2 separate regions of the Mus musculus genome follow, and region 2 is linked to region 1. Evidence: chromatin loops called from intact Hi-C (ENCODE). Cell type or tissue: left cerebral cortex. All regions are shown on one strand. Each heading gives the region's core, and the rest is flanking DNA. Links, peaks and the distances in the headings are about the cores only.

Evidence for each region. A loop is a pair of places that touch in the nucleus more often than their neighbours do. Peaks named below come from ENCODE experiments on the same cell type or tissue, not always from the same donor. Only the 100,000 strongest peaks of a DNase experiment are listed, where the experiment ranks them.
Region 2: a loop joins it to region 1, with 2.3 times the contacts of the local background. A loop is called at or near these places in 2 of 42 quality-filtered maps.

Annotation. Positions count from the first base shown.
Region 1 is chr15:18,680,258-18,690,752 of GRCm38, reverse strand. No RefSeq gene overlaps it. Among named protein-coding and RNA genes, the nearest start is that of Cdh10, 130 kb to the left of the region's middle. In left cerebral cortex, for the core only: no CTCF peak of the experiment used is centred there; a DNase peak (open chromatin) is centred at 5,122.
Region 2 is chr15:18,739,610-18,750,104 of GRCm38, reverse strand. The region is part of intron 2 of C030047K22Rik (a long non-coding RNA gene); the gene reads left to right. Among named protein-coding and RNA genes, the nearest start is that of Cdh10, 74 kb to the left of the region's middle. In left cerebral cortex, for the core only: no CTCF peak of the experiment used is centred there; a DNase peak (open chromatin) is centred at 5,638; H3K27ac peaks cover 1,008 bases.

The sequences.
Region 1 (10,495 bases), core at 1,386-9,385:
CAGATTTTGGGATGACATGACAAATAGCAAGATCATATTCATTCAATGAAACTTCTGGTTCTGTTTCTAGATTTAAGAAAAAATGTTTCTAACTATACCAAATGTTATTTGATATAAAAAATAGATACCCCTATTTCTTTTCTTTCTAAATCAGAATTTTTATTAGAAAATAAAACAACCCATCTTGAAATTTAATTAATTTTTAACAACAGGAAGTTTAAACTCTTATTTGATGCTTTATTAAATATTTTTCAATAAATGAATTCTGAATTATTTTTAAAAGCTTTTGTTCAAAAGAACACTAACTTTGGCCCCCTATTAATTTTGTTGATTACATAGTAAACTGATACAAGAATTACTCATTAGAAAGTATCTGTACTTGATTATATGATCTTTTGTTTCTTTATTTGATAAGTTTCCATTACACTGATTAGAACAAACAATCTCAGAAACTTGTTTCACTAAACCAGCTGGCCAGAAAGGGGATCTGACCAAAGGGAGACATCTAGATGCTGTATGCAGATTATACACATATTTATAATTACCCTTAATCATCCTTATCCATGGGAGGACATTCTCAAAATGTCTGAATGGACATAGCTGATGAAGAATATCTTTTGAAATGAATTTGCCAAACTAAATCATTTTTTCCCTCCATGAAGCTAGATTTGTATCCATCTACACCATCTGTTCCTCCAGAAAATGGAAAATTAGCTCCATGTTGACCTGGCAACAGTTAGCTCCATTATCTCAAACTGGTTCATTAAAAAATGCTAGAGTTTCTACTAGGAAACAGCAATAATGTGATGAAACTTAAAGAAAAATAAACGCAGTCTCTAAATCATTTATCCACTGTACATTTATCTCTTCAATATGTGATGTCCTTACATTATTCCACTTTATTGTGTTATCTAAAAGTTCCTTCAGAGACAACTTTGCATACAATCTTCCCCACTCCCAAGGAACTATGGTTTTAGTTTCCTCCAAACTACCTTTAGTAAGTATGCTTTAAGGTTTTTAAAAGGTATTTTTAGAGTAAAGTGTAATCGAAATCTTTATTTTAAAAATGTGTTTTGTACACTGTATAATTTTGGTGTTCACTGAAATGACATATGGATATTTAACAAAAAATAATAAGAGAATTAACTTCTTGGTGGAGGTTAATAGAAAATGGGTGTTTTGATATCTTAATATTATACAGTTTGAAACTGATCTATATTTTTAATGAAGCTAACTGAGCAAAAGCCACCAAATGAGAGTAGCAGATTGTAACACATTATCTAACATTTGTGAATGAATTAGACAAAATAAGTTCATTTTCGTCAGCTTCATCTGATCTCTACAAGCTGAACTGTTTAATCACTAGTCATACTAGAGAGGGACTACATGTAACTGGCCTATTATGTAAATAATACAGTGTAATAATACTTATTAGAACATCAATAAGAATTCTCACTAGCGACCTTTCAATAAGATATGTAAGTTTCATATTAGTATTACTTTTAATTCAGCATATATATATATATATATATATATGCATACACAAAAACACATATATGTATATATATTTAATAAGGTTACAAACTCATTAAGGCATTAATCAATCTTACCTAATACATGTGTTGAAATTGCAATATATCTGAAAATAAAATATTATTGTTCACTTAAATACCTAAGTAGAGAGTAGAATTTCTTAGGAACTTTTCATGTTGTGATGAGATTTATACTGACAGAAGATGTTTAGTCAGCATGTGAAAAAATATGAACCAAGGTAGGTAATCATCATGCATGTCTAGTAAAAATGTCACCGCAGATTTTGGAATAAAAGGTGGGCAAAACTTGGTGATCAGAGTAGACAAGCTAACTCCAAGGCTATTAACCATATAATCCTGTCTCTCAGGTGCACAGTCAAGAAAGGAATTTAGAATGGGGCGTGGACCAAGGTTCTGTATGTCAGCAATGGCAGGAAGGTAGACAATTGTGTGTGGGAGATTCTGTTTTTAGAGCAATGTCATGGGGCAGAAGAATTCTGTGTGAAAACAAACAGAAATATATATGCATACAAACAAACAATACAGGGATTCGCTTACTACATGGAGAAGTTTGGCAAATACGAGAAGCTTTTGTTGTAAGCCACCCCACTTCTCATGATTATCTCTTAAATATTTAAGATATTACCTATCTTCAAGGTGAAATGTTCTTTCCTGTTCATCTAATCACAATACATATGTATATACCCTGGTTCAGTAAGATTACTTTTTAACTACACAGTTTATAACACTTGTGCAATATCTTCAAATTAGAAATTTTGAAGTAATTAAAACTGTGACTTTGATACAGTGATTACTTTATAAAATAAAGCAATCAGCTCCCTCTGAAGAAATTTTGCTTGCTTACACTTCTTCACGATGTTTGTGGAGTTTGCCATAAATGTACTTGTCTCTTTAGAAGACATATGCTTGGAAGGCCAGACTTCTCTTCCGTTAATTGGGTTTTCACATTCCAGGTGTGTAAGAAGTGGTGACTTTCCCACATATCAATAGAGTAAGTAAGTATTTTAATGGGATTTTTGGTTTGGATTTTACAAACAGCTTATTAAAAAGGTCTGTCAGCTTAGAGAGGTCATCAAGACAATTGGAATTGAAAGACAATGTGCAATATGAAGAACAAACTCCTCCAGAGAATAGGAAAGTGATGTAATTCTATTTCAATAAAGGCATTTTTTTAAAGGAGTTAAAGAAGGTTTCAAGTCATTTAATGCTTTCTTTATGATTACCTTTGTTTTTTGCAGTGTTCATTTTCCAATATTTTCTTCTTTATCTCTTGATATGGTTGATTATTTCTAGCCTTACTTGCCCATGTAGGGTTAATGATAAATCATTTCAAATGCACAAACGTGTGGTTAATCCTTTATTTTTCACGGCTTTCTATGTCTTCTTCTCAAACTTCAAGCCAAAAATTTTCATATTTTATGGTTCTTTATTCTCCAATTTATTCATTTCAGTAATTACATATAAAACTGCCTATTTTAGCTCATCTAATTATCTCTAAGTCAAAGGTGCTGAACGTGTGGTTCACATCTCCTTTGGGGGCTGAAGGACCTTTCCTTAGGGATTGCATTTCAAATGTCCTGCATATCAAATATTTACATTACAATTCCTAACAGGAACAAAATTAGAGTTATGAAGAAAATTTCATGGTTGGGGTCACCCAAACATGAACTGTGTTGAAGAATTGCAGCATTAGCCAGGTTGAGAACTACTGATCAAAGTTATATTTCCTAATTCACATGTGCAGGGAGTAGTGCGTGATAACACTGTGCAGGCTATTTCTATGTGGACAGACACAAAAAGGAATGTATTTTCTTACACTTTTATGTCTGGAAAAAATATTTACTTTCCAAAGAATCATTTCTGGTGTTCAAAATATCTCTTTACAGTGTATCCCAGACTTTTCATGAATTTGTTCAAAATCTTTGTGTAAAAACATCAGGTTAATCATTAAGTTTGGATTACGGTACAATATTTAAATATATATCTTTAAATAATATATATATATACTAACATATAATAAAATATATTTAATTCTTTGTGTGAGCTTTTCTGGATTTATAGAGTATACCACTAATGAGAAGCAGCCAATGAAGAAACTGTCAGGATGCTATTTTTATGTGTGTGAGACTGTCGGGGGAAACCTGTTTTTTAAGAAGCAGCGTTCAGGGACCTGAAAAAAAAAAACACTCTTTCTGCTGCTCTTCTTTTATATTAGCTTGCATGTGATTTGCTGTATTCAGGATGTTTATTCCTCTTGTGGGTTTGCTTGTTCTCCCAGAACCACAGGAATACCTTTTAACTTGGATAACTCCTGCATAAAAAAAAAAAAAAATCACTGGGATACAAAGTGTAAAAACAATCAACCTGTCTTTTATGACATCTTCATTTTAGACCGTGGTTAAATTGACTTTGTAATCAATACTAAAATTAATATCACCACCTTATTTATATTTAGCGTTTATTTCTTTAACTCTACACATAGATTAACCAGGAATTTACTTTGTTTCACCATGTGAGATATTATTATGCAGGCAAATAGACAGATGTATGTAAAATATATTTCAATTATCAAATATTCTCATATACTTGAAATCAAAGCATAACTGTAGCTAAATATATGTTCTTAATATATAATATGTGATATGTGACGTGAAATGTGGTATGTGACATGTGACATATATGTCATATAACATATATAGCAGATAACATCATATATAGCAGATGACATCAAACATATAACATAACACATATACAAAACATAATATGCAATATATAATAAATATACAATATATAACATTTCATGATATAATATATAAGTAATATAAATTATATTAAGTAATATTAAAAATGTAATCATATATTTACTTTACAGTTATGATTTAATTTCATATATATTCATATGAGTCTATTATCTTCTCAAGTGAAAATATTATCACATACCAAATGACGTTTGAGTACTGTAATAAGGTATAAGGCAATATATATATACATACATATTTGAGATTATAACGTAACTTCTTTCTACTTTTTCACCTTTTGGACCTTCCCATGTAGCTATCTTGTTCTCTTTTAATTTTATGGTCTGTTTTCCTTTATTATAGTTATCCAACATATATGTACACACATGTATGTGTGTGTGAGATTTTTGTAATATTATCAATCTAGTGGAAAAAAAATCAAGTAACTCAGTGTATCTGCATACGTATATGTGTGCGCATAACCAGAGACTCAAGCTAAAGATTTTTTTTACAAAAAAAAGGCATTAATCAGTAAGTTTCAGAAAACCTTCATTAATCAGTTTAATGCTTTGATAATTTCTACATCTTTACCCTAGCAGAATTATCATGGCCTTTAAGAGCATAAGGCCTAGCCAACACAGTATGAACAAGTATTGCACAGTTCTATTTTTCTTTAGTAATATTTATTCATGAAACTTTTGTTCTGTTTCAGCAAGGCACTTTAACATATGCTGGTTAAATTTTGTCTTCTTGTTACATCCTAAATCTGTTTTCATTCAGGTCGGTAGCTTTATAGCTTCAAGCTAAAAAAGGATATTTAAAATCTTGAGAGAAATGATTCACACTCTGTTTGGCAGCTAAAGTTACAATCTTTGCCTTTTGCGCACTCCTTGATTTTGATGAACTAAAAGATTAACACAGACTACCACATGTGTATGGCAAATGCTTTTCATTCTCATATTGATAGCACAATTAATTCCTTGTGGCTTCTCAGATAAAAGTCATTTATTCCTGTTGTTAAATGGTTTTCATAGACTAAAAGTAATGGGAACTGCCTTTTGAACACTGTTTTATTTTTCTTCTTTTAAAGTGATGCCAGGCTGGTTTTCCTATTGACAAAAATGAAAAGGTCAGTTAGCAGTGATGGGTGTGTAGCTTCGAGCACCTGACTCCTCTGAGTGTAAACATGCCAAGTCCCATAAAGCATAATTAAGTTTGGTACTGTCAAGAAAAGTTATCTGGTCAATTAGAAACTGCTACATAGCTACAGATATAAAGCAATGAATTCCACAAAGAAAATGAAATATAAAATTATTCAGTTGACGCTGTGAAGAAAATTTTTCTGTGTTTTGTGAACATGTATATTAAATGGGTAATTGAATGTGTGGCTATATGAATCCCTACAAATGAATGGAAAAATAAAGGGAATTAAATACCCTGTTCTATTATCCTATATTTTATTTTCCAGAGATAGCATCTCTCTGATATTGAAGAAAGCTAGGTGTCTCTCTCTGTCCCCCTGTACCTGTGAATGTCAAAGCTCTTGTGTTGCATCTCCTTAAAAAATATTGTATTATATTCGACATATAACACAGGGGTAAGACATCACTATAGAACTAACATTCAGTAGATAGAATTATCTTCCCCTATAGATTAAACATCTTATCAACCAAGTAAACAAAGTGTCCCTATTGAATTGTGTTGCACATGTACTAGAGGAAAATCCCAGAGAACTGGTAAATACTTCCAAAACTTGCTACCTGGAGTGGGGGGAAAACATGTGAAATGAATAAAGATTCACTGAGTTCTAGAACCTTGTCTTGTCAAAATATTGTTTTTACATAATACAGTGAATTCTAGCATCCTTGGTTAGAATTTCAATAATATAATTTTCAGATTGTACGTGGGCATGATAGTGAATCATTTAGGCCCATAGACCCAGTTTCATTAGGTATTATGATCATATAAAATAATGAATAAAAAAATCATGGTTATAAATTTAACCAAATTCCTTTGTATTTATGATGACCATATTCATAACAATAGCCCGATATCTTCTGAGGAAGATATCATCACTGCCTTTATAGATCTAAAAACAATCTGAACTAATTTTTTGACAGTGTAATAGACAAAGGTATAAACACAATTGTGAAGGTAACTGCAGTTAGGTGGCACATGCCTTCAACCAGGGGAAGAGGTGGTCTCAGTGAATTTTTTTGTTGTTGTTGTTTTTTTGTTTTTTGTTTTGTTTTTTTTTTTTTTTTTTGAGACAGGGTTTCTCTGTATAGCCCTGGCTATCCTGGATCTCACTTTGTAGATCAGGCTGGCCTGGAACCCAGTAATTCGCCTGCCTCTGCCTCCTGAGTGCTGGGATTAAAGGTGTGGGACACTACCACCTGGCGACGTTTTTCTCTTTTTTTTCTTTCCTTTCTTTTCCTCTCCTCTCCCTCCCCCTCCCCCTCCCCCTCCCCCTCCCCCTCCCCCTCCCCCTCCCCCTCCCCCTCCCCCTCCCCCTCTCCCTCCCCCTCCCCCTCCCCCTCTCCCTCTCCCTCCCCCTCCCCCTCCCCCTCTCCCTATCCCTCTCCCTCTCGCTCTCCCTCTCCCTCTCCCTCTCCCTCTCCCTCTCCCTCTCCCTCTCCCTCTCCTCCCTCTTCCTCTCCTCCCTCTCCCTCTCCTCCCTCTCCCTCTCCCTCTCCCTCTCCCTCTCCCTCTCCCTCTCCCTCTCCCTCTCCTCCCCTCCCCTCCCCTCCCCTCCTCTCCTTCTTTTCTTATCTTTTCTTTTCTTTTTTCTTTATTTATTTACAATCCAGAGTTTACACTCTGCTCCCTGCTTCCAGCCTCCAACTGTTCCACATCACATTCCTTTTCCCAAGGCCCCTGTCTCCATGAGGATGTCCTCAATCCCCAATCCTCCACCCAACCAGAGCTCTAAACTCCCTGGAACCTCCAGTATCCTGAGAGTTAGGTGCATCTTCTCTGCCTAAACACAGACTCAGCAGTCCTCTACTGTAAATGTATTGGGGGCCTCATATCAGATGCTGTATTATACCTGGTTCCAGTCTTGAGAGACCTCAGGGGTCCAGGTTAATTGAGACTCCTGGTCCTCCTACTGGGTCTCCCTCCACCTCCTCAGCTTCTTTCAGCTTTTCCCTAATTCAACCGAAGGGTTCAGCAGTTTCCGTCCCTTTGTTGGGTGCAAATGCCTGCATCTTACCCTTTCAGCTGCTTGCCGGGTCTTCCAGAGTAGGGTCATGATAGGCTCCTTTTTTTCTAAGCACATGATAGCTTCAGTGTCAGGCTTTGGGGCCTTCCCTTGAGCTGGATCCCACTTTGGATCTGTGGCTGGACCTTCTTTTCCTCAGGCTCCTTTCCATTTCCATACCTGTTATCCATTCAGACAGGAACAATGGTGGGTCAGAGTTGTGACTGTGGAATGGCAACCCCATCCCTCACTTGATGTCCTGACTTTCTGCTGGAAGTGGGCTCTATAAGTTCCCTCTCCCTACTGTCAGGCATTTCATCTAAGGTCCCTCCCATTGAGTCCTGAGAAACTTTCATCTCCGAGGTCACTGGTGCATTCTGGGGGAATCCACCAACCCCCTACCTCCTGAGGTTGCCTGTTTCCATTTATTATTATTATTATTATTATTATTATTATTATTATTATTATTATTATTTTTGCTGACCCTCAGGTCTTCAGGCCATTTCCCTCACCCAGTCAGGTCCTCATCTTCCCTGTCCCCTGCCCCCTTCTGTCCACTTTCCCTCCCAGGTCCCACCCTTCTTCACCACTTGTGATTGATTTCTTCTCCCTCCCAAGTGGGACTGAGGTGTCCTCATTTCTGCCCTCATTTGTTGACTTTTTGAGTTCTGTAGACCGTATCTTGGGTATTCTGTAATTTTTTTTCTAATATCAACTTATTAGTGAGTACCCACCATGCATGTCCTTTTGGGTCTGAGTTATCTTACTCAGGATGATATTTTATAGTTCCATCCATTTGCCTGCAAAACTCCATTCCATTGTGTAAATGAACCACATTATCTGTATCTATTTTTCTGTTGTCAGATATATGGGTTGTTTCCAGCTTCTGGCTATCACAAATAAGGCCACAATAAATATAGGAGAATGCATGCCCCTGTGGCATGGTGGGGCATCTTTTGGGCAAGTGTGGTATAGTTGGGTCTTTAGGTAGATCTATTTCTAATTTTCTGAGAAACCTCCAGACTGATTTCCAGGGTGGTTGTACCAGTTTTCAATCCCATCAGCAATGGAAGGTGTTTCTCTTTCTCTACAACCTCTCTATCCTCTGTTGTTACCTGAGGTTGTGAACCTAACTGCTCTGATTGCTGTAAGGTGGAATCTCAGGGTCAGGTCGTTTTGACTTGCATTTCTCTGATCACTAAGGACTTCAAACATTTCTTTAGGTGCTTCTCTGCCATTTAAGATTCCTCTGTTTTAAAATCTTGGTTTAGGTTTATGGTTGTTTGGATATTGGTGGGTAGCATCTTGAGTTCTTTATATATTTTTGATATTAACCCTCTATTGGATGTGGGGTTAGTGAAGTTTTTTTTTTCCAATCTGCAGGTTGCTGATTTGTCATATTGACTATGTCCTATGCCTTACAGAAGTTTTACAGTTTCATGAGGTTCTGTTTATCAATTCTTGATCTTAGAGCATGAGCCATTGGAGTTCCATTTAGGAAATTTCCCCCAGTGCCAATGAGTTCAAGGCTCTTTCCCACTTTCTCTTCTATTAGACTCAGTGTACCTGGTTTTATGTTGAGGTCCTTGATCCACTCGGAGTTGAGCTTTGAGAAAGGTGACAAACATGGGTCTATTTTCACTTTTCTACATAGAGACAGCCATTTAGACCAGCACCATTAATTGAAGATGCTTTCTTTTTCCATATTTTTGGCAACTTTGTCAAAGATCAAGTGTTCATAATTGTATGGTTGCATTTTGGGGTCTTTAGTTCTATTCCATTGATCAATTTATCTGTCTCTGTACCAATACCATGAAGTTTTTACCACTACTGATCTGAAGTAAAGCTTGAGGTAAGATATTGTGATTCCCTCAACATACCTAAACATAATAAATGCAATTTACATCAAACCAACAGCTGATATCAAATTAAATGGAGACATAAATGAAGCAATGCCACTAAAATCAGAGACAAGACAAGGATGCCCACTCTCTACATATCTATTCAATATAGTACTCAAAGTGCTAGCTAGAGCAATAAAACAACAAAAAGAGGTCAAGAGAATACAAATTTTCAAAGAAAAAAAATTACTATTTGCAGGAGAGATGATAGCATACATACGTGACGCCAAAATTTCTACCAGACAACTTCTCTAGTTGATAAACAACTTCAGCAAAGTGGCCAGATATTAAATTAACTCAAGTAAACTGGTAGCCTTCCTTTATACAAATGATAAACAGGCTTAATTGTCACAAATAATATAAAATATTGTGGAGTAACTAACTAAGCTAGTGAAAGACAATAATTTCAAGTCTCTCAAGAAAGAAATTGAAGATCTCAGAAAATGGAGAAATCTAACACGCTCATGACCTATCAAATGCAATCTACAGATTCAATTCAGTCCCCATCAAAATTCCAACACAATTCTTCAAAGACATGGAAAGAGCACTTCTTAAATTTATCTGGAAAGTCAAAAAACCCAGAATAATGAAAACAATTTTTAACAATAAAAGAATAGTCTTGGTCATATTTACAACAGGCATGTCCAGAGATCAAGTTCCAGGAACTCCAGAGTTACATTTCAAGAGTCTATCTTAAACAAACAAACAAACAAACAAACAAACAAACCACAACATTACAAAATGAATGTATAATTGAAGAAACCATTATTGTTTAGAAACCAACAACAACAAAAAAATACAAAACAAAACAAAAAAATTTCTTGACATAAGCCCATAAAATTCTCCAAGAATCAATGATTTTCATTGGAACATTTCAATATTGAATAAGAAATACTCAACGGACTGGAGGTCCCAGGGAGTTTAGAGGTCAGGTGGAATGAGAGGTGGGGACATCCACATGGAGACAGGGGGTGGGGAGGAGGTATGGGATATGGAACAGTCAAAGAGTGAATGGGTAGGGTGAATAAAATATGGTGTGTAAATAAATAATTAATTAAAAATAGAGAAATGCTCAACAGATCATGATTCAGATGTGAGAGA
Region 2 (10,495 bases), core at 1,692-9,691, 59 kb before region 1:
GGAGGAGAGGAAGAAGTTGTTGAAGTTGCATGGGTAGGAAGGAGGTCAGAACTGGAAAAGAGGCGGGCAAGAGAAAATGCAATAAAAATATACAAAAAAAATTTTTTAAAGGAGAAGGAAAAGAGATAAGTGAACCCGACCTTGTCACCATACTTGCAAAGTTGGGCAATGTCCATCTGTATCAATAGGCATCTTGTTTCCCTCAGAGTGAGATCATTAAGCACTCTATTGTAACATCACAGTCATTACCTAGGCCGTCAGATTGTGTTTAGCATGTATTAGCTTCTTTACATTAGCTGTTCATCACTTGATTCCTTAAGGCTAAAGCACTATAGATAAGGTACACATAGATAGGTTTAGAACCATTATGCATATCATGTCCACGCTGCTCCTTAATGGATACATCACCACAAAAAACTTGGTACAGGCACTGAGTTATTTCTGTTTTTATCAACAAACATTGTGGAAGAGCGATTTTGAAACCTGCCTGGTTGTAGGCTTATTACAGCAGTCGCTACAGAAGTGTACATGAGTAATGTGATATTTGAGAAGGTGACCCCCTGATTGTGATGTCAGTAATCACAAACGCATGAAACCTCAGAGCACTATTGTCACCTAAGTTTTGTGAGGCAAAAGAAAGTTATATGGGATTTTGCTCCCCTTGAGCAGATTGCTTTTCATTTAGTTTGCTCTTTCATTATTATTTTAAACTGAAATTAATTTATTTCTTCAATCACATCTTGAATATGCTAACATATGTCAATGTGTCCAATTTCATTGAACTATTTGCATTTGTTCTATTTTAGTCTTATTGACTATATTGATCTCATTCTACTCCTCAAACAACATAGCCAAAAATATGCTATTCCCATTTCCAAAACTGAAACCTCTGGGTGAAGGTTAATTACAAGGTTTCTCAATGAAACAACTGAAAAGAGACAATGATCAATTGAAAATAGTCCTAACATGGTTGTCTGCATTCTCCTTCACACCATAAGGGTGGAATTACAAGCCACAGATGCCAGTTCTCAGTCACCCATGCCAGCTGGGGGTGCATTTACTCCCACTGTTTGGAGCAACTTGGATTTGAAGCTTGCTTAACTACCCTTGTATTCTGAGGGCTCTGCTTGCAGCAGGGATTTGAGATCCAAACACTTCCTTAGCTATGAAGATGGGCTCAGTTTATAATTATAGTGACTCAAGTAATACATACTTAACTTTCATATAGTAAGAAATAGAAATGTTGTCATCGTTTGAGCTAGGAACATGACAGTTACCCTCCCCCCGTACTCTGGCACTTTTCAGGGGCAGTCTAGCTATTTGCTATTCCACAGTTGCTTCAGGAGTCTGCCATAGCAGCTGGTCCTTCTCTGATGGCCAGGCTTCCAGGAAACAGCCGAGCTAAGGCAGAACCTAAAACAATAAACTCAATCTTATTAACACATTACTGCCCCTTCCCACTTTCCCCTATTCCTTTCCAGAGAGCATCTGTGATATTGGTCTTTATTTCACATGCACAGAGTCACTTCTAAAGTTCACAGCTTCCTGCTTATTTTACTATTCTCTATTTTAAAACGTGTTTCTTTTTTTTCCACACATTCATCTGGCAATCTCTCAGATAGAGGTATTGTCTACCATTTTTAGGTTTACTCATCCTCGATTATTTGTGGAGGATGTGATTCAAGACCTTCAGTGGAAGCTTGGGGCTATAAATAGTGCTGAGGGCTGTGTGTCCTATTTTTATTTTTCTACATATGAATACTTATGATAAAAAATTACTCAGCACAATTCAAGCGGAGCAAAAATTAATAATTTCAATAATAAAACAATCATAAGCATATACTCTAATAAAAGCCTTGTGGATATAGACTCTCTTCTCTCTCAAAATATTTTACTTTGCTCTTCATATCTCTAATGCTGACCATAGGTATTTAAATGCCTGACAGATGAAATGAAGGCCCTTCTTTGTACATGCCACCATGAACATGTTCAATCTCATCTATTCATGGATGCCAACCTGAGTCATACCTGGTTCATACTTGCATGAGTGATGAAGACAAGTAAGTGACAATGTTACTGCTCAGGGACAGTTGCTTGATTTAAGCACTGTTAATGTAATAACCAATCAAGCGGACCTCACGGATTTGAATCCTATGTCAGGCATGAGTCGTGTACCAAATAGGATAAGTGGGATGATGTGTCCTGTCACTGTGCTACTAAAGGCAGCATGAAGTTTAAAAGTTTTCTCCGGGATTTCGCATTCGTAATTCTCAGATCATGGTTGACCATGGTTCATTGAAATCACAGTAAGGATATCAATGCATAATTTGTCTGCTGAGAATGTGTGGCTCGCATTTTGGGCAGGCAGCAACATGCCTGAGTGAATATAGAAAAATTAGAAAAACTTGGAATACTGCAAGAGCCTCAGAACCACACAACTTTAGTAACTTCTTCACTTGCTGGATAGAGCTTATGCTCTAAGTTCTTGGGTTATGATGGGAGAATTTATGCTCTTTCTAGAATATGATTGATTTTTTTCCCTGAATACTTGTTCTATTTAAATAATCTTGCCTTCCACTTACTTTTGGTACGTATCCATCACTAGTAACAAGGATTTCAAGATGCTCGGGACACCATTGTTTACTTCACAACTTCATTTACTCAAACACATATATTAAGTTTTAAAATTTGCTACTAAAACACACACACACACACATATGTGTATATATGTATATGCGTGTGTGTGTGTGTCAAGGAACTGTTAATGCATGTTCTTTTCCTCCCTCTGGGTACTAGGCTTTGAATATGGTACATAAGTACTGTGCCATTGAATCGCACTCTCTGCTTTGTTTTGTTTTTTAATTTATTTTATTTTAATTAATTTTTTACACTCCATATCCCATTCCCCAGCTCCCCCATCCACCCTCTGACTGCTCCATGTCCCACACCTCCTCTCCATCCCACCCTGTCACCAGGTGGATGACGCCACCCCTCACCCTACCAGACCTCTAAACTCCATGGGGCCTCCAGTCTCTTGAGGGCTTGGCACATCATCTCTGAATGAACACAGACCTGGAGGTCCTCTACTGTACGCGTGTTGGGGGCCTCATATCAGCTTTTGTATGCTGTCTGTTTGTTGGTCCAGTGTTCAAAAGATCTCAGGGGTCCAGATAAATTAGGACTGCTGCCGGTCCTCCTACAGCTGTTTAAGTGAGCTTGTCACATTCAACAGAAAGGAAATTATGCCTGGTAATAGAAACTAGATAATTCTGAGGATTTTAAAACAGGTTCTGCTACCACTGTTTGATTGAGCAGACTTGTTTCTTGGCTACATTCCTCATCATCTCATTCTTATACATACAGACAAGCATAGCTATCACTCCTCATCAAGGAAGCTAATCTCTCTATAGCAAATGGAAACCATCTCAGAAAAAACACAACTAGACACAAAGCAAAGACCAGAGAATGGTGGCGAAACCCTCCCCAATGAATATATGTGCAGCACAGCTCCTGCATCTGTGGCTCAGGAAACACTGCAGATGAAGGAATGAAAGGATTACAAGAGTCAGACTAGCAAGAATTCTGCTGTGAGACTTTCTCTCCTGGAAATGGCTGCATAATCAACCTTGAACAATGGAAACATCAATAGTCATGTGAAAGGAGAAGGGAGAAAATGTCAGCGAGTCTCACATGTGGACAAACAGCTAAAGGCAATTAAGAACTAGTGAGGGAACTAGAAGAATTATTCTTCCCCAGGAGTGAGAACCTAGATTGATTACCTAATACACATTGGTTCAGTCAGAATTAAAACACACATAAGCAACCACAACGAACTTAGCCATTTGTATTTATATATTTGTGCATATGTAGGTAACAAGAATCATCAAAAAATAAGAGGCAGTGAATATTAGAGAAGGAAAACATTGGAGATCCTGGAAGGAAGAGACTCAGTGGGGACTGGAGGTAGGAAATTGGAGAGGGAAATGATAAAATAATGTTTTAATTTAAAATGAAAAAAAACATATTTTTATTGAAAGATTTCTTCATGTAAATGTAAAATGATTTGTAAAAATTTACTTTCTGTAGAAAACTTCCTTTCTTTTGTTTGATATAATTGGTGTTTTTGATTAGAGATGTGGAAATTGGATGATAGTCTGTAGTTCTCAGTGCATAATGGATATTCTTCTGGTTTCATCTCAACCTATTACTGCAAATGGAAGTCCCGTGTTGCTTCCATCTAAATCCTTGCTCATTTTCAATAAGTTGTTATTTCTTGAGAGATTGTTAAGTGTGTTTTTAAATCATAATACCTATGATTTTACTAAAATGTTGCTTTTCTTATTGTCCATTCACTCTCCATTAGGAATGTAATACAATCACAATATAATAGTATATGAACTATTGTTTTGTTAAATGTAGATCATACTTACCATTTGGATACATGACAAATGGGGCAGTCATATTTTCCCATCTAGAATTTCATATTATTGTCATAAAGTGATCAGATAAACATTTAATTTTTGAAAGGCATATTGATTCATAACTGCTTAGAAATTTCTTAGAAAGTTCTTTTTGTGGCAGTAAATTAGTGATTCATTTTGATAAAATATTTAAAAATCAACTGAGATTTTCAGAAAATCAGATTCCTTTTTTTTCCATTTCTTGAAAATTTTTACCCACAAAATGATAGCAGCATGCCTCTGCTTAGTGAAGCAGGAGCTCATGGTACCACTCTCTCATCTTGTATCCTGGTTTCTATCATCAATTGATCACATTTGGAGAGATTCTGTTAAATACACAGACAGCAATATTAGCTTGAAGCAGAGCCAACAAGCATATTAATGTCTAGACAAGGCTCACTTTTTGGGTTTGGCTTTGATCATAATAAAAGCTGGAGAGTTAAAGGTTTAGGAGTTGGGCAGAATCACTCTCTTGTGGGTAGGAGAAATACTATGGAAAGCTTGTGTTTGCAAAGAGCGTGAAAGCAAGGCAAGCTATCCTGAAGCAAATCAGGTAAAATAAACAAGTCAAACAGTGACAAATATGACACTTTTCATGTTTCGTATGTGAGCTAAAGACAAAAGTCATGAACTTAAACATGAGATGTAAGTTAAAGTTGAATGGGGGAGGTAACAAGGAGATCTAGGAGGAGATAGTGGAGGTGACTCTCATTTTCCTTTCTGCTCTGCAAATGCCATCATGAGTTCTCTTGCTCTGGACAACTACCAACAAAAGTCAGTAAAGATGAATATCATGAATTACTTGTGACTACTGTAATGTATGGACCCAAGTATAATATATGAGCTGATTCTTGCCATAAGCTGACTAAATGAGTTGCAAGCCCTCCAGACACCAGGGATGCCTGGCTGTTCTAAGTGACATCCTAGGTTGACATCGATGAATATATTTGCAATTTTCTTTACTCTTTTTCTACTTAAACCAAAACAATAGCAACAGCATTCAGTGCCTAAAATCAATCTAACAGATTTGTGATTTAAAATGGTGAGGCATAATACAATTATTGGATTCAATTTTTCTTTGGTGCATATAAAACACTTAGGCAGTGTTTGGGGTGCATTCCCTTTTGGTAAGAATCTCTTTTTGAAAACAGTTGCTAGGTGTGGGTGGTTCACTGAGACTCACAGGCCATCTGCTGTAGCCATCACTGAGAAGACCGCCTTTGATAGAAAATAAATCCCAAGAACTTTGGTCTGACCCAAATGGACAAAACCTCTTTTCATAATAAGAGCATCTCTGTTTACTGGGGTGTTTTAGGTAAGTTGTCCAGGAAGAGGAGCATCCAAATGCATTTTATCTGATAAGAACAATTTAAAAGCTAATATTTTCTATTTTTTTTTCAGAAATCATCATGTAGTGTACAGTTTAGTGTTTCTCTTCAAATATCCCAAATGCAAATTAATGTTGGGATGTGTTATTTGAGAACATGCAGCTGCCTAACAGAAATATTTTAGGATTTCCTTTACTGCTTTGAGAAGATCTCTGTCTCTAGCTATCAAAACACATATTATTGTGGTGAACAACTTGTGTTTTTCGCTTTCAGAAAAAGACAAGTTTAACTTGCCTGTGGTTCATTAAGTATGGCTACGGGTGAAAACATCTTATGGTTGTTGCTAATCCATCAAAACAACCCATCAGTAAAGAGAATTGATTTTTACTGATTTTCAACTTCTCCCACTATTAAACTCTTGAACAAGTTGTTTCTATTAGAGTGTGTCCTACCTCCCAGATGAGATGCCACAGCTATAAGGAGAGCTGAGTTTTCTCTCAGCAGCTATTACCAACTGATTATTGGTGATGGGTCAGAATTCATTCCAGAATTCATTCCAATCTTACTTCTGTATATTTGGATTAACTTGATTAGGCTTGGGAAGGTCTATACATGTCATGTTATCACAACTTCCATGGGTGGGTATATGCAACTGTCATGTAATATCGATTAGCAAAACAATTTCCTCTTTGTCGTTCACAACTGCTGTCATGGGATTTGACCCTTGGCTTTCAGTTATCCTGCCTTACTCCTTTACACTGCTGCATTCTGTCACATCTCCTTTGAGATGTCTTTCCTTTAAAGTCTTTCTAGTTCCTTGACTTCTATGGATGTTACACATGAAACACAATTCGAAAGAGTCAAGGCTACCATCTACGCAATGAAAGGAGGTGGTTGACTTCTTCCCTCAGGATGACTGTTTGCAGTCCCATTTATGTACTTGCCAACTTCATAATATCATTTTTCCCTCTCAGTTGAACAATATTCTTTTTGGTAAATGTGCCACATTTTCATTATCCATTGATCAGTTGATGAGTAGTAGCCATTGATCAGTTGGTGAGCTGTTCTTTGAAAAGTATGACTCCTTTAATTGCTGATATTTTTATATACATTATACATGTTATCATTAAATTGTTATCTATATTTATCACTCCATTAATTTTTATTTAATATATATTTAAATAACGTCTAATAACAACTTATTTAATAAATATTTATTACCATTTTGTGAAATTTATTATGTAACTCATTGTAGAGCTTTATTCTTATTTACATTTCAATTTCCTACATGATAGAAATTTAATTTAATTTGCCATGAAGAATTTCTGCTCATTCTATTTCATTTTCCTAATATATGCATAAACTATTGATTAACTGAAATATGTCCAAAATTAAGCTACTGTTTTATATAACATAGAGTTCTGTCTTGTGTGTGTATGTGCACATACATTAAAAAGCACCACCAATTGATGTCTTTTAAAACTGATTTTATGAAAACAATTTACTCTATGTTTAGAATATTGATATATCCTAATGTTTTGGTTGTAATTTTTAAATTTTTAGATCATTTTATAAAACCAAGTTACTGCTTGCACAGATATTATTTTTCCAAACTGCACTAAAAATGCATTCAGTAATTGCCCACTCTATTTAAGACAGCATAATTTGGCCAGGCATACCACTGGAAATTATGAAGAGTGTCCAGTCTTCCACCCATTACTCATTGTTCCTCCATTTCCATCTCCTCGTGCTTCATGTTAAAGACACATTTAGGGATTGACAACGTGCTGGAAGCTTCATCTTGTCCTTTTATTAAATTGCTATTTATTCTTTATTATTTCTTCCAGTTGTATTTGGGAAATTTAAATACTTAAATACTCACATTTCTTCCCTTGATATATTTTATGGTATATGAAAAAATATATTGTCAGTAGTTGTTGGATCATGAATAACATGGATCAAGTGAGTGAATAATCTTATTTTTTGCTGAGTAAACTTTTAAGTTAAATTTTACTAGTAAATGGGAGTAATTAAGAGATTTTTAGCTTCTTATAGATACAAGTGCATTAGATTCTTACAAGAAAATTTCTATAATTTGAATTGCTTGACAAATGCACACAAAATACAAATAATTAAAATAAATTATAGTACACGAATTTGAGATTACAATACAATGCTATAAGATAGTCAATAAAATTGTTATTTCAGTGAGGGAAATTAATAGATCTATCATAATACAGTTGCTTTGTAATGACAAGGGTAGCTATCGTTTTATTTAACAAAATTGCTAATACAATACAACTTAATTAACTTCCCTTATCTTGTTTTACATTACATCTTTTAATTTGCTCACCTGACATATCTGCTATACTCTTGCCTATGACCTATATCTGAAATACAGATAATTTGAAGTGTTGATTTACAACAGCTCTTTTCAGTAGGGATTCAGAGACATTTTGTTCAATTGAGATCCAGGAAATATAGATTCCGATGAAACCAATAAAGTGACCTTCAATCAACACTATATTTGTTTTCCTGGCTGATGCTGTCAGAAATATTGCAAGCAATAAAGAAAGAATAATCACACAGATAGACAAGGAAGAGTGAGATCTTAAAATAAATAAGCATATGCTCCAGTTTCTGAGAGGGAAAGCCAACATTTTAGAAAGAATAAGAAAAATCTTTAAGGAAGTAGGGCATGACAGATAGGAGAAAGGTAAGTCGTGGTATGAAAATGCAAGACCTTTAAACTTGTGTTGAAAATAGCATCAGATTAAATTAAAAGTAATAATTATACAACAACACAAGTTTTCCTTTTACCTGTCATTCAATGGGAAGAATAGTGCTGTTTTTACTTCATTTCAAAGAATTTTAATTACCAAGTAAGATATATGTCACCTGTCTTAGTAGATAAGTACAAGCCTGCTGAATTATTGATTGATTTACACATGACTGCATAATGGAAGAATTAATATTAAGATGGATGCAGCATTTATTGATTATCTTGTAAATGTCACCAGCAGCAGAGACTATTTCTTTTTTCTCAGGTAGAACGTTGCTTTTTTTTTAAGAATATTTAGAGTGTGATTTTAAAACCAGTAATTTGTAGAAGGTATAGTATCCATTGATATTGCAACTAAGAGTATTTCACAGCACTCCAATGAATGTTCTGGTGATATTGGTTGATAGTCATGAATCCAAGGATATTTTATCTCACATGTGACATGACCACTATGCAAAAACATGAACATACATGACACCTTGTAACCATCAGCAACTGAAAGCTATCCACAGCTTGAACGCAAGAATCTGTATTTATTAATGTCGTGTGCCTTGTGTCCGTAAGTACAATGATTTTAGAAGTTATTTGAATCTAAAGAAGGAATGATACCCATTAATCCTATCCATTTTGCTTGCTATTTGTCCTTATTGAATCTTCAGTTCACATTGTACCAAATTTGCTTAACTGATTTATCATTAATGATTTATAAATAATTTTTATTGTGAGACAATAATTCCAAATGTGTAATTCGATATCTTTGTTGTTATTATTATTATATTTATTATTTTATGTTATGCCTCTGTGTGTGTAGGTAATTGTGCATATTCACACATACTAATGTTGAATGTGCTCCCTTGCCAAGTGTCATGTTCCCATTAGTTGCAAACCATTCTTTGGCAGATTCTACTCTTCTATCAAATCTAATACATTCTTGGGGCCCTCCTTTTCACTTGACACTTATTTTCAGGTTTCTAAAAATAAGAGAAGAAACCTGAAAAGAACTTCAAGTTACTCTCATTACCAAATTTACAAAAACTCCTTCGTTTTTTTTTCTCGTCTAAAAATATCTGATCCATTTCCTAGTATTGCTGTGACAAAAATCTCACAATCAGACAGAAATCACTTTTTGTTTTAGTACATCCACCCATGGCCAAAGGGTTAGATATTGGCACTAAATCAGATAAAGAACTTGAAGACTGTTTTCCAATTTCACACCTCTCATCCAAGACCAAACAGAACAATGAGAAGGTCATTAGAATGATTGTCATTTTGATTTTCTAGCAGGGTTTTCTTCACATATTCTGGCTTATCATTCTAGGCACTATTTTTACAGTAGCTATAACAGTTCTTGAATGCACATGGTTTACTGTGAGCTGATTGGCAGCTCGTGGCTGCTCTTCCAATAATCTCCACAGCTTTGCAATTTTTTTTAAACACAAAAGAACGTTTGGACAAAAGCAATCCACTCTAAAACTGCTGCTGACAAGCTGTGCCAACTGTTTCCCCCATTCTATTTGAAGCACCTTGCATTGCTTTCAGAATATCTACCCCAACTCCTCATTTCCAGGTTCGTCAATAAACTTCTTTCCCTTTGGCATTCACCCTTTATCTGTAGTTTCTGTGCTTTGGAATCCTGAGGTAAGAACGTTGTGTTGATCTCTTGTAATGAAAGCTCAGGTGACTATTGAGCATCTGGCATTTTTACACCAATATCAAGTTCTCCAGTGTCTGGTACTCAAAGGGTACACCCCAGGCCCTGTGGAACCATGTGAATCATTCTATCTGTGACAGAATGGTAAAGAGACTAATTTTGAGAAGATTTAATAGAGGTAACCACAGCTTCTGAGAGTCAAGAGTATAATGGCCACAGACTTAAAACAGTTTTACAAAATTCTACTAAAACTCTAAACACTTTCAGATTCTAT